2 separate regions of the Homo sapiens genome follow, and region 1 is linked to region 2. Evidence: chromatin loops called from intact Hi-C (ENCODE). Cell type or tissue: heart right ventricle. All regions are shown on one strand. Links, peaks and the distances in the headings refer to the core of each region. The heading gives the core; the rest is flanking DNA.

What was found. A loop is a pair of places that touch in the nucleus more often than their neighbours do. Peaks named below come from ENCODE experiments on the same cell type or tissue, not always from the same donor. Only the 100,000 strongest peaks of a DNase experiment are listed, where the experiment ranks them.
Region 1: it touches region 2 in a loop (5-fold over the local background); 3 of 110 quality-filtered maps call a loop at or near these places.

Annotation. Positions count from the first base shown.
Region 1 is chr1:226,462,223-226,478,372 of GRCh38, reverse strand. No RefSeq gene overlaps it. Among named protein-coding and RNA genes, the nearest start is that of PARP1, 62 kb to the right of the region's middle. In heart right ventricle, for the core only: no CTCF peak of the experiment used is centred there; no DNase peak of the experiment used is centred there.
Region 2 is chr1:226,511,063-226,527,212 of GRCh38, reverse strand. LOC105373115 (a long non-coding RNA gene) reads left to right here and starts at 6,413. Exons shown (of 3, transcript XR_949221.2): 1 at 6,413-7,100; 2 at 10,122-10,352; 3 at 10,740-11,069. RefSeq lists enhancers at 5,565-6,257, 6,258-6,952. In heart right ventricle, for the core only: a CTCF peak has its summit at 7,025; no DNase peak of the experiment used is centred there; H3K27ac peaks cover 742 bases; H3K27me3 peaks cover 659 bases.

The sequences.
Region 1 (16,150 bases), core at 2,642-10,641, 48 kb after region 2:
ATCGTGCCACTGCACTCCAGCCTGGGTGACAGAGTGAGACTCCATCTCAAACAACAAAACAAAACAAAACAAACAAACAAAAAAAACCTGGTGTCATAGCATTGGTTTCTAGCACCTCGGGCAGCTAGCCTCTTTTGCTCAGTAGCAGAGGGAATGGGATGGGAAGAGAACACACCCTTCTCTGCCATAACAGGACAGCAGTAGATAATTTCTAAACGTGATAAATCAAGAAAAGCAATATAAACACATTATTTAGAAATACAGAGGTAAATACCAGAAGAAACAGCTCAAAGAGGGTATCTGTTTTCTATTACTACATAACAAATCACCACAAACTTAGCAACTTACAGCACATAATTAGCGTCTCACAGTTTCTGTGGGTCAGGAGTCTGGGCACAGCTCAAGTGAGGTCCTCCGCAGGTCCTCCCCCAGCTGAAATCAAGGCATCAGCCTGGCCACTTTCTGATCTGGAGCTCAGCTGAGGAAGAATCGTATTCCAAGCTCAGCAGATTGTTGGCAGAATTCTTTTTTTGAATATTAAATAATAACGGCAAAAAATGCGATTACTTTTGCACCAACCTAATATTTTTTAGAGATGGTGTCTCACAATGATGCACAAGCTGAATTCAAACTCCTGGGCTCAAGCAATCCTCCTGTCTCAGCCTCCCGAGTAGCTGGGACTACAGGTGTGTGCCACCATGTCCAGCTGAAAATTCATTTTTTAGTAGTTGCTTGACTGAGGGTACCTGCTTTTTCCTGGCGGTGGGCTAGAGGCCTCCCTCAGGCCTACGGGCCACCCAAAGTCCCTGAAGGCCACCCCCAGTTCCTTGCTTCTCCAACATGGCTACTGACTTTGTCATGCTGCCTCCTGCCCTCACCCCAGGGAGCCTCCAGTCTGCTTCTGCTAAGATGGAGTTGTGTAAAACATCAGGGAAGTACTATTCCATCACCTTTACCATATAAATCCTGACCTCACCCAAGGAGTGTAAACACCAGGATAGGGGGATCTTTGGGGCCACCCTAAAATCTATTGGCCACAATGAGATTATTAACCTTTTTATTTTTTATAATTAAGTAATCCGAAATACATAGAAGAGTATAATGAGTCCCTCCTACCCTTGTTTCCTAGCCAGTTCTCTCGCCTGGGAGGCAACAGATATGATGGGTTTCTTTCATAATCTAACAAAATGATTTAATGTATATAATGCATACGCCCATAGACATGAGTCACTCTGCACTCTTTCAGCTCGTTGCTCAAGTGTGACATTGCCGCCTGGGCCTCCCATGAGTGCTCTATACAAATGGCAACACACATATCTTTCTCCCCCTTTTTCCCATGACTGGTAGCACACTTTGCAAACTCGTCTGCATCTTGCTTTTTGCAGGTAATATATAGTGAGATCACTTTCCATCGGTACATAGATTCTTTATTGTTTTTCTGCTGCTGCATAGCATTCATTGACCTTTTTGTGGACATCTAGTTCATTTCAACCCTCTTCTGTTACAAATGACGCAGCAATAAATATGTTTGAGGGGAGTCATAATAGTGTCATCTCTGGGAAGTAGGACAGGAAAGTGCAAGGATCTACTGCTTTCGTTTTAAGCCTTTCAGGACCCTGTGATTTTAAAAAAAAAACATGTGAACATCATAGTTTGATAGCTATAAAAAAGGGTTTTGTGATCTCTGCAGGGGATGATGCTGGCTGCGTGAGAACCCCGCTTGTCCTCACCACCATCAGAACAGGCTTTCAAGTCCCTTTTGAGCTGCCACCCCTACTTCCATTCTAGGCTTCATTCTTTCCTTTGCTCAACATTTAACCAGCGTCTACTATGTGCCAGGTGCTTGAAGGTTGGGGCTTCTGAGAAAAAGAACACTTCTCTTTTCAGGCAAAATAGTCCACCTGTCCTTCTTCATGTATGAGTTCAAACATGAGCACAGTTCTCCCAGACACTCAGCAGAGAAATGGGCTGCTGGCCCCCTCAGAAAACAGGCAGCTCAGCAGCAGAGGCACCCTCCAAGTTTGGGGATTTGGGAATTCATCCGGTGTTCAAGTCCTACTTTCCAGTGGATCCGAGTGAGAGGCAGCCCTGGCAGCTGTGCACCCACCTTATCACAGTCACCCACCCCTCCTAGAACCTCATCAGGGCCAGGTGCGGTGGCTCATGCCTATAATCCTAGAACTTTGGGAGGCTGAGGTAGGTGGATCGCTTGAGGCCAGGAGTTTGAGACCAGCCTGGACATAGTGAAACCCTGCCTCTACTAAAAATACAAAAAATTAGCAGTGGTGCGTGTCTGTGGTCCTAGCTACTCAGGAGGCTGAGGTGGGAGAATTACTTGAAAGCGGGAGTCCCAGGCTGCAGTGGGCCATGTTCATGCCACTGCACTCCAGCCTGGGTGACAGAGCAAGACTCTATCTCAAAAAATAATAATAAAATTAAAAAGTAAAAAAAAAAAAAGTAGAACCTCATCAATCCCTTCTGAGACACTGCCAAGCCCTCTCAAGGTCATCGTTTGTCAAACCGTAAGACCTTCCCCCATGAGCGGACAAAGTTAGGGGGCCCCTCTGTGTCTCTCTCCCTTGCTCTCACTCATCTTTCTCTGTCCCCTTTCTCCTAGCTTCCATTTTATTCTTAGTTACAATCTGTTTTCTCCCTCTCACCCAGTGACATCTGGGCTTCAGTCATGTCCCTGTGTGCCCAACAGGGGCTAAGACCTGTGAGTATCCTTCCCATTTACCTTTGTCCCAGGTGGACAACAGAGTTTAGTGTTTGCAACAGTGAGGTAGGCACATATCTACCTAACTTAACTGGGGGAAAAATTAGGACTCAGAGCCTAGTTCTCTGTCTCAGTTTCTCCATAGCAACCTGTCATTGTGAACGTGATCACTACCACAGTGACACTTTCTGAAGGTCCCCTGGGCATTAAACCATTTAATCCTCACAGCACCCCTTGGAGATCGTATTGCTATTATCCTTATTGAATAGATGAGGAAACCAACCCCCGGGAGGCAGAGGAAGTCTGCCCGCAACCACACAGCCAGTGTGTGGCAGAGCTGGTATTTCAAAGGGGTTTTGCTGTCTCTGGATGGAGACTCTCCACCTCGGTGTTTCAAGGCTTGTCCTCTAAACACGTGGCAAACATATTTTCTGTTTTCTTTCCAGTGAGCCACACTGACATGCATCCAATCATCTCATCTGTCTGGGTGCAGTTTTTCTACTAGTTAAAAATCCACTTAAATCCTGCTACCAGCTGGCTCACATTTATTCAGCTTGGCTGTAGGACTTGAGACATTTCATCAAATGCCTTGCTAAAATCAAGGCTACATCCCCGCATGAGATTTCATCAAGGATTTGCCTCCCAAGGTCCCTAAGTAATAAACCAACATGAGTCCAGCAAGCTCACTCCCGAAGTCCTGCCTAAGCCGTCACATGTGGTGAATGGGTCTGGCCCCAATCAAGGAGCTCCTCTGCCCTCCTGAAAGCCAGATCAAAAGGCTGATGGTGTTTGGAAGTGACAAGAAGCAGTGGTAGCAGGCAGGGAGTAAAGTATGATGGCAGCTGCCAAGTGGCAGAAGTGAGAAGATTAAAATGAATCTGAAAAGTGGCTGGCACAGCGTTAAGAAGATCTGCTCTTTCAGCCCAGGGCAGCAGCCTGGAGGCTGACTGGGGCCCAGGGCTTCCCCTTCCAGGGTTTCCCTCCTCCTCTGGAGCAAGGGTTAACACCTGGAGCCTCCTACAGGCTCAGGCTGAGACCTAAATAGGGGAAGTGGGCCCTAGGAGGCCATGGTAAGTGAATTGCATGGGAAGCGTGCCTGGCACATTGTCTGAGCTCTGTGTTAGCTCTTGTCATCCTTATTATTCTTACTATTAGCAGGGCAGCTGTTACTCTGTCCCAGACAACTATTATCATTCAGCTAGCTGGGCACAGTGATGTCAGATCTTCCAATCATCAAAAGAAGCTGAGAATCTGAGTTTTATTAGTAGTCCTCCAATTTTCCCATATTAGTAACTGTGATGGTTAATTTTAGGTGTTAACTTGCCTGGATTGAGGGATGCCTGGATGGCTGGTGAAGCACTGTTTCTGGGTGTATCTGCAAGGGTGCTTCCAGAGGAGACTGGCGTGTGAGTGGGTGGACTGAGAGGGAAGATCCTCCCTCAACGTGGGTGGCCATCACCCAATCAGCAGGGGACCTGGAAGAAACAAAAAGGCAGAAGAAGGGTGAATGCTCTCTCTCTCTTCCAGAGTGGCGTGCCTTTTTCCTCCTGCCTTTGGACATCAGAACTCCCAGTCCTTGGCCTCTGAACTCTGGGACTTACCCCAGCAGCTTTCCAGGGTCTCTCAGGCCTTCAGCCTTGGGCTGAGAGTGACACCATTGGCTTCTTTGGTTCTGGGGCCTTCTGACTTGGATTGAGCCATACTCCCAGCTTCTCTGATTCTCCAGCTTGCAGATGGCCTATGGTGCGTGGCACTCAGCCTCCACCATTGCAGGAGTCAATTCACCTAGCAAATCCTCTCTCATCCATCCATCTACCTATTCCAGTGCTTCTGTTTCTCTGGTGAACCCTGATTAATGCAGCAGCTAAAGCAATTAGAACAAAAACAAACACATGTGTGGACCAGACCCAATCAGTCTGTATCAGCCTGCGGGCCTCTCACCAGTCTGCACCCTCTGCCTGGGGCCTGGCATAGTTCTAAGACCAGGATCCCGCCACCTGCAGGGATTAGGAACTTGGCCATGGCAGAGTCTTCCAGGTCTCCTTGTGTCCCACCACCCCTTCTGAACACACACAGGCTCAGGAAGCACCCCAGGGATATTGCGTCCCTGAGTCCTTGAACCTGACAATGGGCTGGCTGCCCTTCCAGCCTGGCAAGGAGAGTGGCAAGCACGAGCTAGGCAGCCGGGAGAGAGGAGCTCCACGCAGATGTCTGCCAGGGAGAAGCCAGTGTCCAAGCACAGTGCCTGACATTGGGCAGCTCAGCCTCTACACAGGGGAGGAGCAGGAGGAGATGGCCATGAGACTTAGAGTCTCCTGGCTTCCTTGGGGCTCTGTCTCCCCTGAGCAAAAATGGGCTTGGTTGGGCACGTTGGCTCATGCCTATAATTCCAGCACTTTGGGAGGCTGAGGCAAGAGGATTACTTGAGCTCAGGAGTTCAAGATCAGCCTGGGCAACATAGGGAGACCCCATCTCTACTAAAAATCAAAAAAATTAGCCAGGCATCATGGTGTACACCTGTAGTCCCAGCTACTCTGGAGGCTGAGCGGGGAGGATCATGTAAGTCGGGGAGATAGAGGATGCAGTGAGCTATGATCATGCCACTGCATGCTAGCCTGGGCAACAGAGTGAGACACTCTCAAAAAAAGGTTGGGGGTGTGGCACTTGAATTGAATCACGTCCTTCCACTTCACACCTTTTCTGATGAGAACCAATGATCCTCCACTTTCTGAGGTTCAGCCCCAGACTTAGAACCATGGCCATAGTGGGCCACTATTATCTAACAAATATGTAGAGCACAAACAACAGAAGAGAAGCACAGCTCTAAAGGGGCCCAGGGAGCTTCCAGAGCTGTCATCTGTGGGTCCATGACCCCGAGTTAAAGGGTAGAAGTGCCCCACTTGCATCCCCCCAACAGCCTCTTGCCCATAAACTGATGGGTGAGCTCCCAAGAGGTGCAGGAGCCCCTGCTCATGGCTCCTCCTGCCTGTAGTTCTCAGTGAAAGGGGGTCACATCCCAGAAACCCATAGAACTTTCCCTGGGGCTCTTTCTCTCCAAATCTCTTCCCTGCTAGGAATCTGGAGGAGTTCTGCTGATGTTTCTATGTCAGCCCCTCCACTCAGGAGAAGTTCTGTGATTTTTGAGAATGGTGATCCTCTGGGTACGGAGGGTGGAGAGGGTGGGGGTGGGGAAGGACAACTCAATAAGATCATCACCCTCATCATTACATTTTAGTTGATTTTAAAATTTTTATTGAGATATTATTTGCATACAATAAACCACACATATTTAAGGTCTTCTATTTTATAAGTTTTGACACATGTACGCACCATGAAACCATCAATACAATCGAGATAATGAACATAGCCGTCACCCCCAAGAGCTTCCCAAGGACCCTTTGTAATCCTCCCCAGGCCTGTGTTCCCATCCTCGGGTAACCACTGATCTGCCTTCTGTCACTAGAGCTGTTTGCATTTTCTAGAGTTTCATATGAATGGAATCAGGCAGTTTGTATTCTTTCTTGGTCTGGCTTCTTTCACTCATCATAATTATTTTGAGATTCATCGACATTGCTGCATGTATCAGCAATTCAGTCCTTCTTATTATTGAGTGGTATCCCATTATATGAACATAAATATTTTTTATTAAGTGCTAACCTACATGCCAGGCACTATACCAACAACTTTACATATATTACCTCTTTTCATTTTCAAATTGATCTGCAGAGGACTGTGATCTCCACTTTATAGTTGAGGCAAGAAAGACTCAGAGAAGTTAAGTAACTTTCCAGAGGTCACACAGTTGAGAGGTGGAAGAGCTAGGATTTGAACTTAAGTCTGGCTGCAAAATCAGCTCCACCAAGTGATGCTGCGGTGTGCGGCTTTCCCTTAGAAGTCCTGGCCATTCCAGGTGTCCTGGGTTCCTCAACACCGAGACACCTTTGACCTTCCCTTCCCTTCCAGCTCCACCCCACAGGCTCTGGAGCACAGTGGAAAAGGGCCTGAACCTTGGACTCCCTGTGGGATTCCCAGCACATTGGTCATAGAAGAGAAAAGGTTAAAGGAAAAGGGCAGGAACCCCAAGGCATGAGCCCTTCCTACCCCACAGCTCCCCATTCACAGCACACAGAGGATGTTTTAATGATCTCCAATTTGTTTTTATCCTGAAGTAGAACACATGCCCTGGGCCTATCAATAGAACCAGGCAGAAGGTGACCGCCGTGGCAGATTGCAGGGGGTGGTGGAGCAGTTCTCAATTGTGCTTTGGGTGGTTGTGAGAGACTCTGCTGCTGTCAGCACCCCACTTCCCCTTCCCTCCTCCCAGCCCCTCAGCCCACTTGAACAGAGTTGCTTCATTCAGAATCTGGCTTTTCCATGTTCCTGCATAGGCCTGTGGGAGTGAGGCTATGGGGTGAATGAGCACAGGGAGCTTGTCCCTTGAGGCCTTAGAATCAGTGTCTCTGGGAGGCGACCTCTCCAATCCCTCTAAGAGCCCTGCAGAAAGGTGGCGGCCGGCCATGTGGTCAGTGACTTACATTCCACCTGCCTGTCGCCTCTGGGCCTGGGCAACACAAGGGCTTGTTCACGCTCCCCTTCTCTTGTTCTTGTGGGCAGATTTCCTCTTCCAAAAACAAAAACCTCTTGATCCGGCCTCCCCTCCACACAGCTGTTCTCTATTCAGTTCCTATTATTTATCATCAAACTTAACGTGACTCCTTCCAAAGCCCTATCTGACCCCATGAACTAAGTTAAACCCCCAGCAACTCTCTCCTGCAAACCCCCTTTGGAACTGCATCCTTCTTGTAATTCCCTATAGGAACAGCACTGTCCTCACCAGGCCACCAGCCCCATGGGGCAGGGCCTTGCTCACCCATCCTATTCATTGTCATTGCCTTCACCCAGCAGACGCTCTGTGAATATTTGTTGAATTGATTTCTTGGAATAAAGTTCAAAACCTTGTGAAATTAAACAATGTATTATTTAGAGGTACATACGTTTAGTAAAACCATGAAGAAAAACAAAGGAACTGTATATTCAAAATCAAGATGGCAGTCACACCCATTAGGATGAGTAGTATTTTAAAGAACACTCATTGAAAATAAAAGTGTTGGTGAGAATGTGGAGGAATTGGAACGCTCGTGCATTGCTGGTGGGAATGCAAGATAGTGCAGCCATATGGAAAACTGAATGGCAGTTCCTTAAAATATTAAACGTAGAATTACATTTGCTCCAGCAATTCCACTTCTGAATATATACACACAAAAACTTGAAGCCTGGCATGGTGGTGTACACCTGTAGTCTTTGGGAAGCTGAGGTGGGAGGGTCACTGGAGACCAGGAGTTTGAGACCAGCCTGGTCAACATGGCAATACCCTGTCTCTGTAAAAAACAATAATTTTTAAAAATTGAAAGCAGGAACTTAAACAGTTATTTGTATACCAATGTCTTTTTTTGTTTGTTTGTTGTTGTTGTTTGGTTGTTGTTGTTTTTTTTTTTAGATGGAGTCTCGCTCTGTCACCCAGGCTAGAGTGCAGTGGCATGATCTCAGCTCACTGCAACCTCTGCCTCCTGGGTTCAAGCAATCCTCCTGCCTTAGCCTCCCAAGTAGCTGGAATTACAGGTGCCTGCTGGGATTATCACATCTGGCTAACTTTTGTATTTTTAGTAGAGATGGGGTTCCACCATCTTGGCCAAGCTGGTTTCAAACTCCTGACCTCAAATGGTCCACCCACCTTGGCCTCCCAAAGTGCAGGGATTACAGGCATGAGCCACCATGCCTGGCTTTACACCAATGTCATAGCAGGCAAAAGGTAGAAGCAACCCAGATGTCCATCGCCATATGAATGGATAAACAAAATGTGGTCTATACATACAATGGAATATTATTCAGCCTTAAAAAGGGAGGACATTCTGTCACATACTGCGACATGGATAAACCGTGGTGAAGACATTACACTAAGTGAAGTAAGGCAGACACAGAAGGACAAATACAGGTGTTATATGACTCCACTTATCTGAGGTATCTAGAATAGTCAAATTCATAGAAACTGTATTACTTCGTGTTGCTATTAAAAAATACCTGAAACTTGGTAATTTATAAAGAAAAGAGGTTTATTTGGCTCACAGTTCTGCAGGCTGTACAAGCAGTATGATGCTGGCATCTGCTTCTGGTGAGACCTCAGAAAACTTACAATCATGGTAGAAGGCAAAAGAGGAGCCTGCATATGACACAGTGAGAACCAGCAACAGAGAAGGAGCAAGACAGAGGGCAAGGAGGTACCAGCCTCTTTAAACAACTGGATCTCACATGAACTCATAGGACAGCACTAAGCTATTCATGAGGGATTCACCTCCATGACCAAAACACTCCCCACCAGGCCCCACCTCCAACATTGGAGGTCACATTTCAAAATGAGATTTGGAGGGGACAAAACATTCAAACCATATCAGAGAAAGAAAGTAGAATGGTGGTTGTCAGGGGCCGGAGGAAGGGGAAGTTACTATTTAATGGGTCCAGAGTTTTGGTTTGGGAAGGTAAAAAAGTTCTGGAAATGGATGAGAGTGATGCTTGTACAACGATATGAATAGACTTAATGCCACTGAGCTATACAATTAAAAATGGTTAAAATGGCAAATTTTCTCTTATGTATACTTATGCCACATTTAAGGAAACAAAATCAAGAATGGTGGCCACCAGAGGGGAGGGACAGAACTGGGAAGGACACATAAAGGGCTACAGCTGTACTGCTGCACATTCTATTGGTGTCCTGGGTGCTCATTCTTTGATATTTGTTTAGTTCACTGCCTATATCCAACCCCACCTTCTCCTCCACAACCACACATACATGCTATGCACCTTATTTCATTGATTCTAAGGCACACATTTTTAAAATTTAACCTCTCTGAAATTGGGATGCATCTCACATCAACATGATAAGAAAAAAATAGCCTTAGTTTATTTGGTAGAGTGTTATCTCTTTTTGTGGTACATAAAATAATGATGCTTCTGACAGTCAATGGTAGCTCAGAGAAGACTAAATACAGGGTATATATTCATATATACAAAGTACTTCATAATTAATTTTTAAATAAAAGCTTTATTGAGGTTAATATACCATGCAATTCACCCATTTAAAGTGTACAATTTGATGGTTTTTAGTATATTCACCGAGTTGTACAACCATCCCGCAATCAATTTTAGAACATTTTCATCACCCCAACAAGAAACCCTTTGCCCATTAGCAGTCACTCCCCATTTCCTCCCACCCCACGCTCCCAGCTCTGGGCAACCACTCCTCTACTTCCTGTCTCTTTAGATTTGCGTATTCTGGAAATTTCATGTAAATAAAATCATACAATATGTGATCTTTCTTGTCTGCTCCTCACACTCAGCATCATGTTTTTGCAAGCAGTCCATTCACTCCTCAGCTCACTCGACTCGTGCTTCTGAACCCACTTGATTGAAATGACCCTGTCTACAGCCATACCACCGTGAACACACCCAAGCTCATCTGAAATGACCCTGGTGTGAGCCACAAGTCATTGTACAGTCTAGTGGCCATTTCTCAAGCTTCATTTCAACCTCATTCAGCACAAACAGCCGAGTGTTGACTAAATGCCAATTCCCATTGGCATCACTCACCTCCTCTCCCTGAGATGTTCCTTCCTTAACTTCTGCATCTCATCCTCATTCTCCTTTTTCTCTGTCTGCTGCCTTGGGTCTTCTCCTCCTGCTCCCTCCTAGGTATAGGAATTCTTGAAGTCTCTATCCTTGTCATTTGTCTCCTCTTCCAACAGTCCCTTCATCTAGGAGGACTGGCGTCCTCCACGATCAGCTGCTCAAGCTTGCATCTTCAGCCCCAATCTCTGCATTTCCAACTGTCTGCTAGACATTTCTCTCTAGGTGTTCCACGGGAACCTCACACTCCACACTGCAGGGAATCTCTCCCCCACATAACCCAGCACTTCCAATTTTGCTTAAGCCATTCAACAAATTCTGCCTTGTAGTTTTCCATTCAACAGGTTACTGAGCATCTGCTAGCTGTCAGACACTGCTCCAAGTGCCAGAGACACCTTAGAGAAGAAAACAAATCCCTTCTCTCATGGAGCTTCCACTCTAGTGAGGAAGACAGATGGTAAACAATTAACTCTGCAATATGGCGGGAGGTGATAAGTTCCTAAAAAAAAATTAAAGCAGAGCAAGAAAATAAAAAAGTGTCAATGGGGTGTGTTGGTTTTTCTCCACATGCTGCCCCTCCTTCCCATCCATTCTCCTCCCTCAGAGCTCTGTGACCCCAAGTGCTGACCCATAATGACTTTCCCTCAAGCTCCCCTGCCCTCTGACTTCTTGTTGGATTCAGCCAATGAGAGGCAGGACGAGGAGATGAGTGAATTGGAGGCAGTGGTGCGCTAGTCAATGTTTATCAGCCAGCTCTCCAGGGAAAAATATGTCCTGATTTGTAGTATTTGCCCATTTCTGTGGTGCAAATACTCCCACCATGAGAGATTCCAAACTGCCATCTTGACACTGGAGTTAGAATGCACTGCATACAATCAGTCCTCATAAACCGGTATGGGCCAGTTCCAATACACCACTGGTGAGAGGGGAGGGAGATCCAGGAGCGTCTTCCTTACTTCCTCCCACCCTCAGTTCAGGCAGGGCTGCATCCCTCGAGGATTACAGCTCTATCCAGAAGAGCCTCTTCCATCATCCACTTGCAACTAGATGCACATACACCATTCCCTTCTCCTACCCCTCCAGCCCAGGATTGGGAATGGCTTCTCAATGACGCTGGTCCCTGGGAGCCTCAGTGTCCCTAGTTAGTTCCCTTTTCCTGCTTCCACCTTTTCCTGAATGCTCTTCAAAATCCCTATGGAACGTACTTTCTGTTTCCTGTGGGACCATGACTCAGGCAGCACGGTGGTCATTTTTTATCAAGTGCACAAGATGGCCTTTCTTGTACTGTAACATTGAGGCAGAGAACTGAGGGAGTGAGACATGGTTTGTGCGGGTCTTGCTTCCCCTCCCCACATTCCCCACGCCCCATGCCTAATAACAATCTTTCCTGTGTTTGATTTCCTGCAGTGCCAATCCCAGTGCCTCACACGGCAACATTTGTTGCATTGTATAGAATCAAGAACATCTACTGCTTTTCTTCTGCTCTCTAAAAAGTGTTCCTTGTTCCTATGAATTTCGCTAATGCTCTTTCATGCTTCCTTTGAATCTTCAGCTGGCCCCATGCCCAGCTAGTCAGTGCTAGTAGGAGGTGGCGTAAAGCCCTCCTACAAAAATTACAGTCCTCTTATAAAAATTGCTGGATTCTGGGCCAGAGTGGATAATTTACACACATTTAGATGATGAATTCAAAAGCCACTAAATCCAAGCCTGTGAAATACAAATCAGCACAATTTGCTGCAATTATATTTAAACTCAATGGAAAGGCCAAATTGGTGAAATGGCATTCCATGGTTTTGCCATCTTACAGAGCAATTCCCACCAGAATTCACGCCTCAGACTCGAGTCTGAGATGATAACATTCCAATATGATTCCTGCATGTCCAATGTTGTTAACCCCAGTGAGCCGAGGCAGGGTGGCTGGATGAGGCCCAAGGTCTATGCTCTCTCCACTACCCAGCTGGGCCCTTTTAGACACCCCATCTGCGGAGGTAAAGTTGACTTGGGAGGGAGAATGGGCTCTTTTTGGAGATTAGGATCAGTGTTGGAATTTGGGCTGAATTTGGAGTTGTGATTGCATTTAGGGTTAAATTTAGGGAAGGGGTTACAGTTAGCAATGAAATTAGAGTTAAGATTCAAAAAAGGATAAGAAGGTTAAAATTGAGGTTAGAGATGGGGTTAGTATTGAAGGGGAGTTAAGACGTTCGGGTTGGTATCAAGGTTAAGGTCAGCATTTGGGCTACAGTCTGGGTGAGGATTAGGATTGGAGTCAGTTACAGTTAATGTTAGGGTTAGTGTTGGGGTTAGGGTTATGGTTAGGGTTAAGGTTAGGATACCAATTGGATTGAAGGATCCTCGCCTTGGCACAATGGGGAGGAGTGCGCAAAACCACATCACGGATGTTATCTTTACAGGCCCAGGGGCAGCATGAACATCAGGTTAAGATTAGGGTTGGTGTGCTGGGCACAGTGGCTCATGCCTATAAGCCCAGCACTTTGGGAGGCTGAGGCAGGTGACTCACCTGAAGTTGGGAGTTCGAGACCAGCCTGACCAACATGGAGAAATCCCATCTCTACTAAAAATACAAAATTAGCCAGGCATGGTGGCGCATGCCTGTAATCCCAGCTATTCAGGAGGCTGAGACAGAAGCATCACCTGAACCCAGGAGGTGGAAGTTGTGGTGAGCTGAGATCACACCATTGCACTCCAGCCTTGGCAACAGGAGCAAAACTCCCGTCAAAAAAAAAAAAAAAGAAGAAGAGTTTAGGGTTGGTATGAGATTGCGGTAGGGTTAGTGTTAAGGAAGGGATGCTTGGATAGGGTATTAATTTGATATTGGTCTGAGGTTATGTATCCGAAATTGGTGGGTTCTTGGTCTCACTGACTTCAAGAATGAAGCCGCAGACTCTTGCAGTGAGTGTTACAGTTTTTAAAGATGGTGTCTCCGGAGTTTCTTCCTTCTGATGTTCGGACATGTTCGGAATTTCTTCCTTCTGGTGGGTTCATGGTCTCGCTGGCCTCAGGAGTGAAGCTGCAGACCTTCATATGAGTGTTACAGCTCATAGAGACAGTGAGAACCCAAAGAGTGAGCAGCAGCAAGATTCAGTACAAACAGCAAAAAAACAAAGCTTCTACAGTGCCCAAATAGATCCTGGCAAGTTGCCACTGCTGGCTCAGGCAGCCTGAGTTTATTGTCTTATCTGACCCCACCCACATCCTGCTGATTGGTCCATTTTACAGAGAGCTGATTGGCCCATTTTACAGAGGGCTGATTGGTCCATTTTGACAGGGTGCTGATTGGTGCGTTTACAAACCTTGAGCTAGACACAGAGTGCTGATTGGTGCATTTACAATCCTTTAGCTAGACACAAAAGTTCTCCAAATACCCACTAGATTAGCTAGACACAGAGCACTGATTGGTGCATTTACAAACCTTGAGCTAGGCACAGAGTGCTGATTGGTGCATTTACAATCCTTTACCTAGACAGCGGGGCTGGAGCATGGCCGGGGCATGGCCACGGACTGCAGGTCCCGAGCCCTGCCCCACAGGGATGCGGCTGAGGCCCAGTGAGAATTCCAGCGAGGCGCTGGGGGAGCCAGGGCAGTGCTGGGGGACCCGGGGCACCATCCACAGCTGCTGTCCCAGGTGATAAGCCTCTCACTGCCCAAGGCCGGTGGTGCCAGCCGGCTGCTCAGAGTGCAGGGCCCACCAAGCCCACGCCCACCTGGAACTCGCACTGGTCCACGAGGGCCGCACGCAGCCCTGGTTCCCATCCGCGCCTCTCCCTCCACACCTCCCCGCAAGCAGAGGGAGCCGGTTCCGGCCTCGGCCAGCCCAGAGAGGGGCTCCCACAATGCAGCTGCGGGCTGGAAGGGCTCCTCAAGCATGGCCATAGTGGACGCCAAGGCCCAGGAGGTGCCAAGAGCAAACGAGGGCTGCTAGCCATTGTCACCTCTCAGTTAGACAGGGGAAATGTCGATTTCTAATGGCTAGCTGGAGAGTATATGGACAGCTTGATAGCCTCACTTACTCTCCTTCTACCATCTGCTCCCCAGTTATCTCCTAGATGTACCTCCTCTGGTTTACAACTTTGGACTTCAAAATTCTTCTGTAAAATCACAATATTTAGCAGTAGAAACTGCCCCTCTCTTGGAAAACTTACTCAACCCTCTATGACAAGATCTGCTGATTGCCTTTCCCAGCACCCATGCTCCCCTTCTTCTCAGTAACATAATCCAGATTTTTTTTTTTTTGAGACTGAGTCTCACTCTGTCGCCCAGGCTGGAGTGCAGTGGCATGATCTAGGCTCACTGCAACCTCCGCCTCCCAGGTTCTAGTGATTCTTGTGCCTCAGCCTCCTGGATAGCTGGGATTACAAGCATGCACCACCACACCCAGCTAATTTTTGTATTTTTAGTAGAGAGGGGGTTTTACCATGTTGGCCAGGCTGGTTTTCAACTCCTGACCTCAAATGATCCACCCGCCTCAGCCTCCCAAAGCTTTGGGATTACAGGTGTGAGCCACTGCACCCAGCCAATATGGCAGATTCTATCATAAATGCTTTATCTGAATCATCTCATCTAATCCTTACAATAACCCTATGAAGTACCTCTTATTATATTTCCTTTTTGCAGACCAGTAATTGAGGCACAGAGATGTTAAATAACACAACTGAGGTCACAGGGTTGGTAAGCGGTAGAGATTGGATTAGAATCCAGGGAGTCGGAGGCCCAAGCACAAGTTCCTAAGCACCATACTCTACTGCCTCCCATTCATTCAGTAAAGAATAATTGTTACTATCTGCTGAGCACTTTCTAAGAGCCAAACTCTGTACCAGTCCTTCTCAATCAGAGTGATGTTGCCCCCAGGGAACAGGTGGCAATGTCTGAAGACATTTTCCTACCATCAGCACTATAGTGAGGAACCCTACTGGCATTGAGTATGTAAAGGCTAAGGAGACTATTAAGCAGCCTACGATGCCCAGCACAGCCCCCTACAATAAAGAATCATCCAGCCCAAAATGTCAATAGTGCCAAGGTTGGCAAATCCTGCTCTATCCTAGGCACTTTACATTTTCTCATTTAACCCTCACAACAATCCTATGAAACAGTTGCTGTTACTCTTTTACAGTGAAAAACCTAATGCTTAGACTGAGATTAAGTAATTTACCCAAAGCACAGAGCAATAGATGAAGTGGTAATTCAAACCAAGATCGGTCAGATTCCTAAAAACTTTTTGGGTCCAGGCACTGTGTCCGTTAATTTGCATATCATATAGAGTTCCCTATGGCTGCTGCAACAAATTAACCCAAACTTGATGGTTTAAAACAACAGAAATGTAGGCCGGGCACAGTGGCTCACACCTGTAATCCCAGCACTTTGGGAGGCCGAGGAGGGCAGATCATTTGAGGCCAGGAATTCGAGACCAGCCTGGCCAACATGGCAAAACCCCATCTCTACTAAAAATACAAAAATTAGCCAGGCATGGTGGCGCACACCTGTGATCCCAGCTATGCGGGAAGCTGAGGCACAAGAAACGCTTGAATCTGGGTGGCAGAGGTTTGCAATCCAGCCTAGGCAACAGAGACAGACTCTGTCTCAAAACAACAACAACATTCTCTTTTTAAAAATAAAGCAAAACAACAGAAATGTATTCTCTCATACTTCCGGAGGCCACACACTTGAAATCAGTATCCCTCAGCCAAAATCACAGTCTCAGCAGGGCCATGCTTCCTCCAGAGCTGCTAGGAAAGAATCCAC
Region 2 (16,150 bases), core at 3,172-11,171:
AAACAAAAATCTCACAAGAAAACTCAGTCTGCAAGAACGAAAGTGGAGCTGCTCTGATGGAGTGCAAGGTCAGTGGCTTCTCCCCAGACAGCCTCCCTTACCCTCCCCCGCCCCTGCCTCCTCTTTCCCTGGCAGCCCCTGAAGGGCTGTGTGGAGCTGAAGTACTTGTGGGAAGCGTGTTTGGACGGTGCTGACCAGGACCCAGTCACCTTTTCCTGTTTGTTTCCCTCACGGCTGGTTGGGCCAGGAAGTCCCGCCCTCTCAACCCCAGTGCAGCTGTCAATCAACGAGAGCACAAAGAATGTTCCCAATCCGCAGACAGAGTCCCTTCCACAGCTGGGATCTTCTCCACCTGGAGGACTACGTTCTTCGCCCCACCTTGCAAGTGGCTTGACATGAATTTGTTATCTGTGAGACAAATGTTCTTGGCCTGCCTAGGAGAGCTTTAAATAGACTCCGAGTTAAAAGAAAGCTTATCCATTATTTAGTCCAGCTCTTAGCTCGGGCAAGAATTCCTTACACATTCCCACCAAGAGGCAATCTAGATTCTCTCTGAATACTCCCCACAATGGGTGGCTCACTGTCTCACAAAGCAGGTGTCTCACTGTTAGGCAGCTCCTATTAAAATCCAAACCTGCTACCTTGCAGCCCTCATCCACTGGCTCTGCCTCTGGAGCTCAAAGAATAAGTCATGAAGTCGTGGAACTTATACTAAAAGGAATGCAGCTCACCCCAGGCTAGTCTTCTCCTCTCCTGTTCCATTCTCCTTAGAGGGCACTTGTGTAGATTATTATATTGGTGGTCAAGGAAACATGTCACTTAGTATTTGTGGACTGTGTATTCCCCTCTCTCATTGACTCTTGGATCATCCTCATGACTTGCTTTGGCCAATGGGATATTAGCAGGCATGAAGCCTTGGAAGCACTTGCAAATTTGGGCTTGCCCCCTTAGGAAGTTCCTCCTTGGAAGCCAGCTGCCATTGCTGAAGGAAGCTCAAGTTTGGCTACTGAATGGTGCAAGGCCATGTGGAGAGAGGCCCTGGAAAAGGGTAGTCCATTTTTTCCTTATTTTTTTATGTTTAATGTTTGTGGGTACATAGTAGGTGTGTATATCTATGGGGTACATGAGATGTTTTGATACCGGCATGCAATGTGGAATAATCACACCATGGAAAATGGGGTATGAGGAGAGGCCATTTTGGATGTTCCAATCACAGGCAAGCTCCCAGCTGAAGGCAACCACAGGAGTGACCTAAGCAATACACAAGGAACAGAAGGGCTGCGCTGCTAAGCTCAGCCAAACCACAGGATCTTGAGAAATAATAAATTGTTGTTTTAAGCAACTAAATTTTGGAATGGGTTGGTAAACAGTGATAGAGAATTGAAAACTACTGATAGAGTTTTTCTAGGAGCACATTTCTAGGATAATACGGCCAAAATTTTTCATCTCAGATCAGCCATTTACAAAGAGTATAGACAACCTGCCTAAGCCAAGAGATAGCAAACATCTTTACTGGAGATACCGGGAGCTCGGCCACTTAGAATTAAATCAGAAGGAGTCAGTCGGAGATGGGAAGGAGTTAGGAGCCTTTGGCTTGAGCAAGTCAGAGAGCCCCGTTTGAATGACAAATTATATGGAACAGCTTGGCTTTCCTCACAAAATAAAATTATGCTTCAGTTCAAATTTCTTGCCACTTATAAATTACTTTTTATTTTATTGCCCTACAGACCACGTCCAGATCCGTTTGGACGCTATGCTGTTTTTTATATTCCATTCTCCAAAGCTGTGAAGGTACAAATCATGGGCCATCCCAGGTGGTTTGGGGAAGAGATGTTTTTTCTTTCAAAAACAAGGTTTGGGTACATATTTGTGGTAATGACATAGAAATGAAAACATAGCAAGATCAATTGGAGTTTATAATAGCATTCTGCACAGGGAGAAATAGTGTGACATGCTCCTGGATGAGGCTGCCCCAGCCTTCTCCCAGCATTCACTCCATAAGCCTTTATTGAGCACCTACAGTCCCTGCCTTCCAGGCACTCATGTTCAAGGGAGGAGACTGACAGGTGGAGCAGCAGGAGCAATACAGTGTGATAAGGAGGAAGTCTGGGACAAGGAAAGTACCTACAAGAGGCCTGTCTCCTAAAAGAAGCTCTATCTAGGCTGAGAGCAAAAGGGTCAATAGAGCAAGTTGAACAAAGAGAAGGGACATTCATTGATTGCAGAGATTACTAGCTTCTACCCAATATCTATCTATCTCTTTTTCCTGATGATTAGAACATCATTTTATCCTGCTAGGCAATATTTCTAGCTAAAGGGCTACATTTCCCAGACTCCCTTGTAGCTAGCAATGAATAATGGGATATAAATACAAGTTTACAGGGTTTCTTGGAAGGAGTTCTGACTCAACTAGGAGACACAACCAAGTTCCTCTATTTTTCTGCCTGGAATGTGGACTTGATGGCTGGAGTGCCAGCAGCTATTTTGTGTCATAAAGCAAACTTGAGATAGAAACCAACTATAAAGTATGGTAGAGCAGAAAGTTAAGAAGAGCTTGCATCCTGACAACTGTGAAGCTGCTATATCAGCCCTGGAGAGCCACCCTTCTGGCTTCTTTCACATGCCAAATAAATAAATGTCAGATTTAAACTACTTGTTTGTTTTGTTGTTGTTGTAATTTGCAGCTGAACCTAATCCTAACTGATATACCTGCATGTGCCAAGGCCCAGAGGTAAGAGAGCACATGACATATTCCTCAGTCTGCAAATGGTTCCGAGTGGATGGAGCTCAATAAACTGTGTGACAGAGGAGGGGGTGGTGAGTGGGACAAGAAAGGGAAGCAGAGGTGAGCCTGGAGTTCTTGGGCAATGGGGCATAGAGGGAAATCATAATTGCTAGCATTTATGAAGGGCTTTAAACAGCAGATTCTTCTCTCCCTATCCTCCACATCTGGAGAAAGGACAGCCTCCTGTTCCCCAGAGACCTAGGACTAGGGAACAAAATGTCCTAAGTTAAAGGGTGTGTCTCAAAATTGGGGACATGGCCACAGACAACTGTCCTTGGATATGAGAACTGCCTCATGACTTCGCTTAAACTAAATTAAACCTTCTCTGGGTCCCATTTTCCAGCGTGATATCAAAGTCAGCTTCCCTCTCCCAAGGGCTGTGCAAGATTAGAGAGCTGAACTTGTAGAAAACCAGGAAAGGCCTCCAGCCTTCCATCATGGAATTGTTTCTAAGTTGCCTGTTGCCAAGACTGGGATGGTCCACGGGCAGCCCAGATAACCGTGAGAATAGGGATCCCCTTGAGGAGCCCAGGTCCACAGCTCGCTGAGAGTAGCCTCCTCCTGCATCCGCAGGCCACCCCAGCAGAGGTCTGGCGGCTCCCAGATTCCACAAGGAAACATGGCTTGTTCCCTGCCACCCTTGGAAACTCCCAAACCTAACCCTTCACCTTTGCTGGGGAAACCCCTCTTTGCCCCCCTTTTGGGTGGGAGCCTTGTCATTTTCCCCAGTCGAAAGGAATCCAGCTCAATCCTCCTGGGTAAGCCTGAAACACAGAAGAGATTTGCCTCCCACCTTTCCACACTTTCTCCCTGCCCTGGGGAAAGGGATAATGTAAGGAACTTTAAAAAATACTCGTCATCCAACCATCCAACCATCACTGGCAGCAGAGCCCCTGAAAATCATATAGCCTGGAGCAGCTTGTCACAGAAGATAGAGAGGAAACAGTCAAAGACAAATTTGATTTGATAGAGTCGTAAAATGGTCTCAGGAGCCAGGGTGAAGAGGCTCCCGCTGGCCAGAGATGTGAAAATGTGAGTACCAATAAGGACAGTAACAGCAGTGTATTGAAATAGGTCAAATATATATAAATCCATGAGTCTATAATGATACTTTTTTTAAAAGAACCTAACTGGCTATCAGTTGAGGCTATCAATTCATACTAATGAATTAATTCATTGTTTTGATAACTAACATATATAGAAGTAAAAGATCAAGCAAGAGATAAAGACAAAAAGAAACTACTCTGGCCCATGTAAATATATCTCAAGATGTTAAAAAAAAATTAGAAGAGTTCAGCCTGTAATGACTGTAGCAGGAAAAGCAGTGCTTTTTAATGATGCACAAGGGAATGAGAAGTCCTTGCTCTGAGCCTTGGTGGTCCACGGGAGGGTCTACGTGGGCTTGAGCCAGCAGGGTTTCCTAGGACACGGTTCTCCAGAGAAAATGCCCTGGTGAAAACCACAGGCAGAAAAGAATGGGATGAGCCTGGGATGGAATAGCAACAAGAATATCCCAGAAATCATTTTTTTTTTTTTTTGAGACAGAGTCTAGCTCTGTCACCCAGGCTGGAGTGCAGTGGCATGATCTCAGCTCACTGCAACCTCCGCCACCCAGGTCCAAGCAATTCTCCTGCCTCAGCCTCCCAAGTAGCTGGGATTATAGACATGAACCATCACGCCCAGCTAATTTTTGTATTTTTAGTAGAAATAGTGTTTCACCATGTTGGCCAGGCTGGTCTCAAACCCCTGACATCAGGTGATCTACCTGCCTTGGCCTCCCAAAGTGCTGGGATGACAGATGTGAGCCACCGTGCCTGGCCCCACAAAGCATTTGGGCACTTTCCCAGCATTCAGTGAACTATGTGACACAGTGTTCCGTGATGAAAACAAGATGCCACCCCCATGGGAAGGATGAGAACTGAGTCAAGTGATTGAGTTTGGCAGTTTGTAGACTTCAAATCTCCTTCAAAGGACTCAGTTCAGGGCAGTTGTGGGTTGTCCACCAAATCGCAGTCTTAAGGAGTGAAAGGTGGAGCTAGACTGCTGGGAGGGAGAGCCAGGACAGAAAGGTGGGAGAAGGAAAGTTAGCTTGAGGAGGAAGCAGAGGCAAAGAGCTTGTTATGGAAATGATAAGGAAAAGGCCTAGTAGATGAGTCCCAGAAGGCAAGAGAAAGAGGCATGGCTGAGCTGGGCTGGGTGCAGGGAGCACCTGGAGAACAGACCCAGAGATCTCCGCTCCATAATGTGGGGGCAAGCATGCCACATAGCAGCCTGGTCTGCCACTTTCTCTCCCTACTCCCATCTCTATTCAGGGATGGACTAGGGCAGGGTTCAAAGGCCCAGGAGAAAGTCAAGGAGGCTCCCAGGACCTTGCTCCAGAGAAACCAAGAGGCCATCAGGCAGAGCGACGGGGTCTGGGTCACCAGGAACCAGGTGAAGACAAGTAAGGAGGATGGGGAGGAGATATGGAGGAGGATGAGGAGGGAGATGAGGAGGAAGGGGGTGGAGAGACAGAGGAGGAGAGAGGGAAGTGAAGAGGGGGTATGAAGAGAAGGTGGTAGGAGCTGGCAGACACAGAAACGCAGTGTATTTAAGACCTGCTATTTTTGTTTTCCTTTTTTCTTTCCCTTTCTTTTTTTTTTTTTTTTTTTTTTGAGACAGGGTCTCGCTCTGTTGCCCAGGCTGCAGTGTGGTGGCACGATCTCGGCTCACTGCAACCTCCTCCTCCCGGGTTCAAGCGATTCTCCTGCCTCAACCTCCCAAGTACCTGGGACTACAGGTGCATGCCACCACACCCAGCTAATTTTTGTATTTTTAGTAGAGACAGGGTTTCACCATGTTGGCCAGGCTGCTCTCGAACTCCTGACTTCAGGTGATCTGCCCCCTTCAGCCTCCCAAAGTGCTAGGATTACAGGCGTGAGCCACCACACCTGGCCAGGACCTGCTAACATTGAGTGTGGCCCTTTCATTGTGCAGATGAGGAAACTGAGACCCAGAAGAGCAAGTTCTTGGTCATAAAGCCCAGTGATATCGCAGAGGGGCAGGAGAGTGGTGAGAAACACACAAAAATTGTCTTCACACAACTCCCTCAAACCCCCACTCCCAGAAGAAAGAGGCGGAATTATTCCCAGTCCACCCAGGTCAAGTGACTTTGGATGGTGGCACCTGTGGGTGGGCTGAGGAGTCCAGGGTGTGTGGGTGCAGCTCAGTCCTTCAGGGTTAGTCTGTCCTGCCCCGCTTTCCCAAGCTCTCAACTCTGCAGGAAGTTCATGGCTCCACTGCTGCTCGGGGTGTGTGAATCGGGAGAGAAAAGACTTGGAAACCCATGTACACCTGCCCGATGCAGAAAGGACGAGGGTGCCCTTCTTCTACACACAGGTGGGACTTGGGCCTGGCCTCAGGAGGCACAGCTGCCCCTACCCAGGCCTTGGCCACAGTTGCCATGGAAACCGCACTGTAAAGGACTGAATGACCTCAGATTTTGCGTTTCATCTCCCAACATAGGATTTTAGAATGCAGAGAGCAGTTACTGGTCTTCTCTTATTTCAATGCCAGCTGAGCAGCATAGAGGTCCCTGGAGGCCCTTTGAGCTCCTCCTAGCTCACAGGAACAAGTGTGTGGGTCATCTCCCTGAGCCAGCCTCCGCTATGAGCCTTTGCCTTGACCCCTTGATCTATTCTTATTCACTTGGCAACAGTGATTAAGCCACAGGAGGTTGCAGGTGCTGGATCAGGCAACAGGGAAAGGAAGATGAATAGGAGACAGATCCTGACCCAAAGAAGGATGCAGTCGAGTTGGGGAAACAAATACATAAATAAATCATTATAAACCCATGTGGCAAGTACATGGGGCACCCAACGCACAGCAATTTGCTCACTAAAGTAGGTGACAGAGGGGGCAACATTGGGGCGAAGAGCTTGAAGAAAATGGTGACGGTGTGGACGGTTATTAAGGGGAATCATTCAGAGGACCAGGTCAAGTGGTTGCTGAGTGACACCAAATGCCCCGCTGAGGCTGGGCCCCAGGCCAATCTACAGGCCACTTGATTTTTCTCCAGCAGGGCTCAGCTATGAAGGCATATTGTGGGACTGTGGTCAGAAAGTGAAGCATTGGAAGTGAAGATTTCAGAAGAGGAGCTGCTCTGGGAACAAACACAGGGTCCAGCATGTGCCCTGGGAATGGACAGCAGACCAGGAGCCAAGGCAGGAGTCACAGGAATTACAGAGGCACAGGGACTCCCCCTGTGGTAGGACAGCGGTTCCTGCAGACACTGCTGTCCTGGGACTGAAGTGGTTACGGCAGGAGTGGAAAGAAGGTAAGCCACGTTCCAGCCTCTGAGGAATGGATTCCCTTCTCTCAGTCCAGGTCTCCTCATAATGCAGCAGATGATAATACCCAGGACACACTGTGTCCCCTTCCTTCCTCCCGCACTGTCCCTGGCTTACCTCTCAAGATCACTCCAGAGAGAGTCAAGCATTGCATGGGACGCACGTACACCTGGCTTGGGAGTCTTGCCAGCTCAGGGATAAATTTGGACATTGAGCCGTGATTGAATGCTGGTTCTAGTAAGAATTCAGTGTGTGTTATTGCATTAAATAAAATAATGAGAGCTCTTAAAGCAAATCGTAAGGCAGAAAGGCACACTGTGAAGGGGTTGAGTTGAAAGACTTTGCCCTTCCCTTCTCCTTGGGTGAACATGGCAAAGTGCTGTCTCCTTGTGCACAGCTGTCAGCCTTTTCAGATGCTGAGCAGGCATCTAGTCAAGCCATTTCCTGCCAGGACAAATGACAAGCACCCCAAAAGGAGAACTTAGGGGAGCTCCAAGGCTCCTCTTTATAGAGAGCTATGTTGAGTCCTTCTCAATATGGCTCTCCCCAACCACATGACTGCAGCTGAAAGAATAGCCTCAACCCAGCCCTCCCTCTGTACCTCGGCCCCTCCCCAGGCAGGCAGAGTCCCAGGAGGATGAAAGCAGGACTAGCTGTGTCCTTGTGTCCTCCTTAGCAGTGGAGAGGCAAGACTGGTGGGATCTGCTTCAGCTTTGGCACCAGGAGACCTGAATTTAATTCTCAGCCCTACTACTTCCTGCTGTGTGACCTTGAGCAACTCACTCAGCCCCTCTGAGCTTCAGTCTCCTTTTCAGTAAGGCAGGCAATGTGGCATTGTTGTTGAGGGCCAGTGTGGCTTTGTGGTTGAGGGCCAAGCACCAGAGTTATTCTTCTGGATCCCAGATTCTGGTTTTGCCACTTCCTAGCTGATAGCCATGTCCTCCCCAGTTCCAAAGCCCAGCCTTGCAGGCACACACCACAACTACATGGCTGAATGACTGTGGTTGCCAGCAGACTCCTCTCTCCACAGCCACTCTGGGCCCATCCTGGACCAACTGGTCACTAGGTGCCTGGGTGCAGTATCTGGTCCCCCCACCGCCCTTTTCCAATGTTCAGTGGAACTGCTCATGGGCCGCACAGCCTTCCTTTTTCTGTCTTTAGCCACTCACAGATTCTGCCTCGATTTTCATCTTCGTTTGGATCTCATCAAGCTCTCCTAAATTCCTCCTCCTGATTCTGATTTTTCTTTCTTTGGTACCATTTAACCACATGCTTTCATGCGATAGAGCAATTTGTATTCATGCCCCTCTCCACACTGGGCTAATTTAACAGCTCTGTAGAAACACAGGAGTGTAGTTTGCTCATCATCGCCTCCTCCAGAATGCCTTCCACAAAGTGAGGTATCTGTAAGGCAACCACCATGATATGGGATCTTTTTCTCCCGCATTTATAATCATCTTAACTGCTTTATTGAGATATAATTTACATAGCATCCAATGGTTTTTAATAAATTTACAGAGTTGTGCAATCATCACCACAATCCAGTTTTAGAACATTTCCATCACCCCAAAAAGATCCCTTGGGCCCATTTGCAGTCGCTCCCCATTCCAAGTCCCAGCCACAGGCAAGTTTTAATCATTTTTACTAAAAAAAACACATAAGCCCTTATTTCCCCCCAAATGTTTTGCTCTTAGAAGTAAAGCTGCATGAACATTCTTGTAGGGAAACCGTAACACGTATCTATGCTCATTTCTCCCAAACTCACTGAAGATTCAGGGAAGGACCGAGTATCTGACCTGAGCCCCACATTCCACAGGTGACAAGTGCATGGATGAGTGCCACCCCTAAGACCACATAGCCCATAGCAGGGCTGGGACTGGAACCCACCTGCTTCCACTCCCAGCAATGGTCATTTCCGTCACTCTGTCCCTCTACTCAGAGATAAATTCATTAACTGACCTTAATTAATTTAATTTGTTTTTTCTAGCCACTGCTTCTCCCTTCTCACAGCCCTTCCTCAGTGGAAGTGCTAACTGGAATTGAGTGGCTCAGAAACAAATGGCAAAGAAGGAGGTGGAAAAGAAAGAGTTATGAAACTGTACGTCAGGCTTGGAATGGTGGCTTATGCCTGGAATCCCAGCATTGTGGGAGGCTGAGGAGGGAGGATCGCTTAAGCCTAGGAGTTTGAGACCAGTTTGGGCACCATAGTAAGACCCCCATCTCAACAAAACTAAAATTAAAAATTAACCTGGTGTGGTGCTGCACACCTATAGTCCCAGCTACGCAGGAGGACGAAGTGGGAGGATTGCTTGGACCCGGGAGTTCAAGGCTGCAGTGAGCTATGATCACACCACTGCATTTCAGCCTGAGTGATAGACTGAGACCTTGTCTCAAAAAAAAAAGTAGGTGGGGATCACAAGTCATTCCCTCAACTTCTCATGCAAGGAAGGAGCAGTCTCCTCGGCTTCTCTGACTCCACAGGGAAGGTGGGGGGATCTCCTAGGGTCCAGGAACTCACTGTTTGAAACTATTCCTGTCTTTCTTTTCTGGGTCCAGTCAGCCCTTTTCCTCTATTGCATCCTCCAGTGCCATGAACACATTCTTCCAGATGCAGTTATTTGTAAGTAGGAGACTCGGGGGCCAGAAAGCTCAGGGGTGGGATGGGAGTGGGAGATTCTAACACCACCATTCACTAGCTGTGTGACCTTGTCCCTTCCTAACCTTTCTGGGCCTTGGTGTACTCATCTGTAAAGTGGAACCAGAATTGCCTACCTCAAAAAATTATTGTGAGAATTCAATAAAATGGTATAGGCAAGATCAGGTTCAAAGTATGCGATCAATAAATGGTAGGGTTTTAATTAACCTCCTTCTTAAATTGTGGTCCCAATAACGACTCCCTGAATACACATATAGGATGCACACAGCACGCACACGATACTACAGAACTCTTTCCTTCTGTCGTGAACCATAGTGTTGGACCACCTCGCATGTTTTCCTATCCCTTTTAGGAAACTTGCCCTACTCCATAGAAGCAGCAAGTCATACGTTTTTAAAAAGAAACTCCGGTGGCAACGCAAGGAATAGATTGTAAATGTGGAAGCTAGGGCCCAGGAAGCTGAGCGAGAGATCATGCAACATTCCAGGCAAACCATGAGAAGGGCCCGATAGGAGGGGCAATGAGGAGAAGCTGCAGAGACCAGACCTGAGAGGTACTGAGGAAGCAGAATCAGTGGAGCATGGTGAGTGATGGTCATGGGAAGGGCACACGCTTACTATTCCTCTCTCTCAAGAATAATACCTGCCTCACGACACTGCTGGGAGGCTGGGTGGCCATTCAACTGAAATATTAACTAAGTGCATGCAATGTACTAGGCTCTGATCCAGATGCCTAGAACAAGACAGAAGCCCTGTCCTCTTACTGCTTATAGTCAAGATAGAGAGTAATGTCTTTGAAGAGACTGACCCATGGTAGGCACTTCATAAAGGGTAGGTGTTGTTATTACCACTAATACTATAATGTTTAAATTATATGTTAGGTGCTTCGGCCACCTAACATCTCTTCTCCTTTCCCATGGTGTGACGTCGTGGTAATACAGTAAATGTCTCCATCTGTGCTTTCACTATAGATGCCGAAGTGATTCCTGGAGACTCTGCCAGCAAGGCTCTTCCTCTAGCCACTGTAGTACCAAAGTAAAGGAGCACCATGCTTGAACATATGGGTGCTCTCTCTCTCTAGGGACTTTAGATCCTGAGCAAGCGACCACATGGGTAGAAGCAACACAGTTAATTCATCCAAGCACGAAGAACCTGACCCAGACTATTTCTACCACAAGATTCTCCCTTCCAGCTTGGCTATCTGTAAGTTTGAGAAGTCAACCTACCAAGTGACTATTGACATCTCCCTCCAGGAGAATTTCAGTCCATTGTTACTGATTGGCAGAGTGCTTTGAGATATAACAGACGTGGTAAATGAACTGAAATGACATCAATTGAAAAAAAATGTTACAATTTCATCTAACTTTTGTCCAGCTTCCATTTCTACTTTTTGTTCTTTCCATTGGAACTCAAGTACACACAACTGGACTGAGTATTGTCCTTGGTTTATGACACACCCTCACTATTGGTCTATAAATGGCTTGTTTTTACTTAGTTATTTTAAATAATATAAGCACCTGTGAATGCACCAGATCCAAACAAAAACGAGGATCCTGACAATAACCTTGACATATGGTCCCGCCCCATCACATCCTCTTGACTCCACCTGACCAAGATAATCATTCTTAATCCTCTGTCCATCAGCTCTGTGCCCTCCTTTCAAAATAAGTTCTATTGCGTCTATGTGTGCTTCTAAAAGATGTGTTTTCATAAAACTTGAGTTACTTTAGAAATTATAAAAAGGAAATGAGGCCAGGCTTGGTGGCTCATGCCTGTAATCTCAGCACTTTGGGAGGCTGAGGTGGGTGGAGGGCTTGAGCCCAGGAGTTTTAGACCAGCCTCGGTAACATGGCAAAATCCCGTCTCCACAAAAAATACAAAAAAAAAAACAAATGCCAGACATGGTGTAGTGCCTGTAGTCCCAGCTACTCAGGAGACTGAGTTAAGAGGACCACAAGAGCCCAGGAAAGTTGAGGCTGCAGTGAGCCATGATCATGCCATTGCACTCCAGCCTGGGCAACAGAGTGAGACCCCCCACCCCAAAAAAAGGATATGATATTGTATGTAAGTTTTTCAGACTTACTTTTTTCCAGCAAGTATTATTGTTAAAGTTATTCATATTATTGTTTATGGTTGAGTTCATTTATTTTTATTGCTGGATAATATTTCGCTGTGTAAATAGACCACAATTATCCATTCACTTTTCCATTAATGGACATTGAGTTATTTTCAGGTTTTGCTAATGTGAAAAATGCTGCTAGGAGTGTTTTTATTCAAATCTCCTGTTTTATGTGCATGAGAGTTTCTTTTGAATATAAACCTAATGGTGGAATTGCTGGGTAATAGGGTATGTGGATGTCCAATTTTAGGGGAGAAGGCCAAGCCATTTTCCAATGTGTTTCACAAACATACATCCCTATGAGTATAAGAGGGTTTTTTTAGTTTTTTTTTTTTAGACAGAGTCTTACTCTGTCGCCCAGGCAATGGTGCCATCTTGGCTCACTGCAATCTCCGCCTCCCGGGTTCAAGCGATTCTCCTGCCTCAGCCTCCCGAGTAGCTGGGATTACAGGCACACACCACCACACCCAGCTAATTTTTGTATTTTTAGCAGAGACAGGGTTTTACCATGTTGGCCAGGATGGTCTCGAACTCCTGACCTCGTGATCCTCCCACCTCGGCCTCCCAAAGTGCTGGGATTACAGATGTGAGCCACCACACCCAGCCAAGAGGTTCTGTGGCTCTATAATCTTGTTAAAGCTTCACGTTGTCAGATTTTTAATTGCCAATTAACAGAGGTAAAAACAAATTTTAGAGATTATAATGTGTTTCTCTGATCATTAAACACGTTGAAAATCTTCTCTTGTGTTTATCGGCCATACATGTTTCTCTCTCTCTTTTTTTTTTTTTTTTTTTTTTTTGAGACAGAGTTTTGCTCTCGTTGCCCAGGCTAAAGTGCAGTGGCATGATCTCGGCTCACTGCAACCTCCACCTCCCGATTTCAAGCAATTCTTCTGCCTCAGCCTCCCAAGTAGCTGGGATTACAGGCATGCACCACCACACCTGGCTAATTTTGTATTTGTAGTAGAGACAGGGTTACACATCTTGGTCAGGCTGGTCTTTAACTCCTGACCTCCAGTGATCCACCCGCTTCAGCCTCCCAAAGTGCTGGGATTACAGGCGTGAGCCACCATGCCTGGCCCATTTATGTCTTTTGATCATTTTTCCATAGGGTTGTTATTTTTTTATTGGTTTGTGGAATTTTTTTATGTATTCTTGACACTGATCTATTGTTGTTGACTATCTCTTCTCAGTTTGTAATTAGTTTCTTTACTTTTGCTTTCCCTAAGGTAGCTTTTGAAGAACACATGTTCTTAAGTTTATTACAGTCAAATGTATTTATCTCTTACATTATTGTCATTTTTTTGTCTCTTGTTTAAGCAACCTTTCGCTGTTCAGTCTTAAACATATCTGGATGGATAGATAGATAGATAGACAGATGATAGATAGACAGACAGATAGATATAAAGAGATAGATATAGATATAGTTTGGTGTTTTTTTTGTTTTTTGTTTTTTGATTTGGAGTCTCGCTCTTGTCACCCACGCTGGAGTGCAATGGCATGATCTTGGCTCACTGCAACCTCTGCCTCCCAGGCTCAAGCGATTCTCCTGCCTCAGCCTCCCAAGTAGCTGGGATTACAGGCATGAGCCACCACACCCAGCTAGTTTTTGTATAATTAGTAGAGATGGTGTTTCACCATGTTGGCCAGGCTGGTCTCATGCCTGTAATCCCAGCATTTTGGAAGGCCAAGGCAGGCAGACCACTTGAGGTCAGGAGTTCAAGACCAGCCTGGCCAACATGGCAAAACCCGTCTCTACTAATAATACAAAAATTAGCCCAGCATGGTGGTGTGCGCCTATAGTCCCAGCTACTCAGGAGGCTGAGGCAGGAGAATCGCTGGAACCCAGGAGGCGGAGGTTGCAGTGAGCCTAGATCATGCCACTGCATTCCAGCCTGGGTGACAGAAAAAGATTCCAAAAAAAAAAAAAAAGATAGTGTATTATTTTTAATGCATGTTGGTATTTTAATTGCTAATATTTTATTTAGTGTTTTTGCATCAATATTTATGAGTAAAATAGGCCTAAAATTTTTTTCTCATAAATCCATTGTCTGGTTATGGTATCGATTTTGGGAATGGAAGATGCTGTAATCCAGTTTTAATATGTTATCTTTGCAGAGAAATCCCTGAGAGCTCATTTTTAAAAAACAACCAATAGCACCTAGTAAAGACTGCTTTTTACCTCGATATTTTAAAATTAATAATTTTTGTAGCATTTCTTATAGGTTGACATATTCACCAGAAGGTAGATGTTAAAATCTGTCTTGTTCATTTTATAAAGATCTGAGTAAGTTTGCCCAGCTCCAATCCTCCAGCACCTTTCCTGTTCACCGTAATTCCTCAGAGTTGACCAACAATGGTGCTTCTAACACATCTGCACATCTCTGACAACACCTGATAACCTGGGAAGTGGCTCCTAAGAAACCCAAGAGCTGGCTGGTGTCTGATGCATGGATTTGTGCACAGCATGTGGGGCTCCGAGCTTCTCAGAAAAAAATAATTGTACATCAAAGGCATCACTAGTTATGAGTTCCTGGGTGAAGCAGCTATTGTTATCATTTAAACAGAACTTTCTAGCTTTGCTTCTGGGCAGGCGACCTAATGTGAGAGCATTTGGAGGCCAGGAAGCACCAGTTAGGAACCAGGCATCATTGTCATTTTCTGCAGGAGTGCCCTGTGGCTAGCTTTCCCACTGCAGCAGAGCCTTGCCTCCATCAGTGTGCTCTGCTCATGCCCCCAGCCCCACTCTCCCCTGGTGAGTAGTGAGCTCCAGAACCCTTCAGGGCAGAGAGAAGTCCAGCTGTGGAGTTTAGAAGCTGAAAAACACCTCCGCCCAGTGCCCTCCCAGCACAGCATCCTGGCTTCACAGGCCTAAGCCAGACAGGCTGCCTAATCACCAGATAGGGACCCTCCTGGCTCCATCATGGAAAGACAGTTAGGTCCCTTTTGCTGGCAAAGCCAAATCAGGCAATCCTTTGAATTAAACACAGTGACTCTCTACAAGACCCAAGGAATTTCTGAGGCCTGAGTCAGAGGGATCATAAGATAAGGTGGCTGGTTACCTAAAGAGAAAGCGTTAGTGCTTTTTTTCTCCTGCCTCTTCTTGTCCTACCTGTGATGATTAATTTTATGTGTCAACTTGACTGGGCCACAGAGTGCCCAGATACTTGGTTAAACATTATTCTGAATGTGTCTGTGAGGATGTTTCTGATTATCATTTGAATTGGTGGACTGAGTAACACAGATGCCCTCCCAACGTGGATGAGCTTGATCCAGTCCAGTTAAGGCCTGAATAGAACCATAAAGGTGAGCAAGGGAGAGTTTGCTCTCTGTCTGACTATCTTCAAGCTGGGACATCAATCTTTTCCTGCCTTTGGACTTGGACTCAGACTGGAACTATAGCACCATCTCTCCTTGGTCACCAGATTGCCACCTGCAGATCTTGGAGCTTCTCAGCTTCTATAATCATATAGGCCAGTTTCTTAATACACACACACACACACACACACACACACGCACACACACATGCACACACACACACATTCTATTGGTTCTCTTTCTCATGAGAACCCTAATACATCCCCTTACCCTCCTTCCCTACTAGAAGGAAGGAAGAAAGAAAGGAAAGACAGAAGGGAGGGAAGAAGAAAGGCAAGGAGAGAGAAGAGAGAGAGGGAGTGGGAGGGAGCCACACATCTTTCAATTTCCTTGAAAATAGGAAATGGATTCAGTAATTGACCAGGTTAACATGAGGAAACGGGGGCAGCCCTGAGAGCCAGGCAAACTGAGCATGTGGGTTGAAGCCAGTAACAGTCAGCAGCTAACTGGGAGCACTCCACCCCAGAGATGGGAGCTGCACCAAGCCGCTGCCAAGCCATGGGCCCCATACACACATCCCAGGGATGGCTGAATGCACAGTCCCCATGGTTGTTTCGTGTTTGATGAGCTGGATGAGTTTTTTCTATGGAAGTTTTTTTTATGGGCCCTGGTTTCCTGGATAGACCCTGGCTGATTGATGCTCTGTCCTGTTACCCCAACCACCCTACGCCCTTGGATTTTATTTTGCCCCTGAGGATCTCTCTTTACTTTCTGGGTGCTGTTTTGTGTTCTCTTTGACCTGACTTCATCAGAACAAAAACAAAGGGTGGGAAAGAGAATGATCCAGCATATCCCTAAACATTTCTATAATGTTTCTCTTTTCCATGATAAAAGTAATAAATACTTAGAGAAAGCATAGAAAAGTATAGAAAAGTTTTTAAAAGA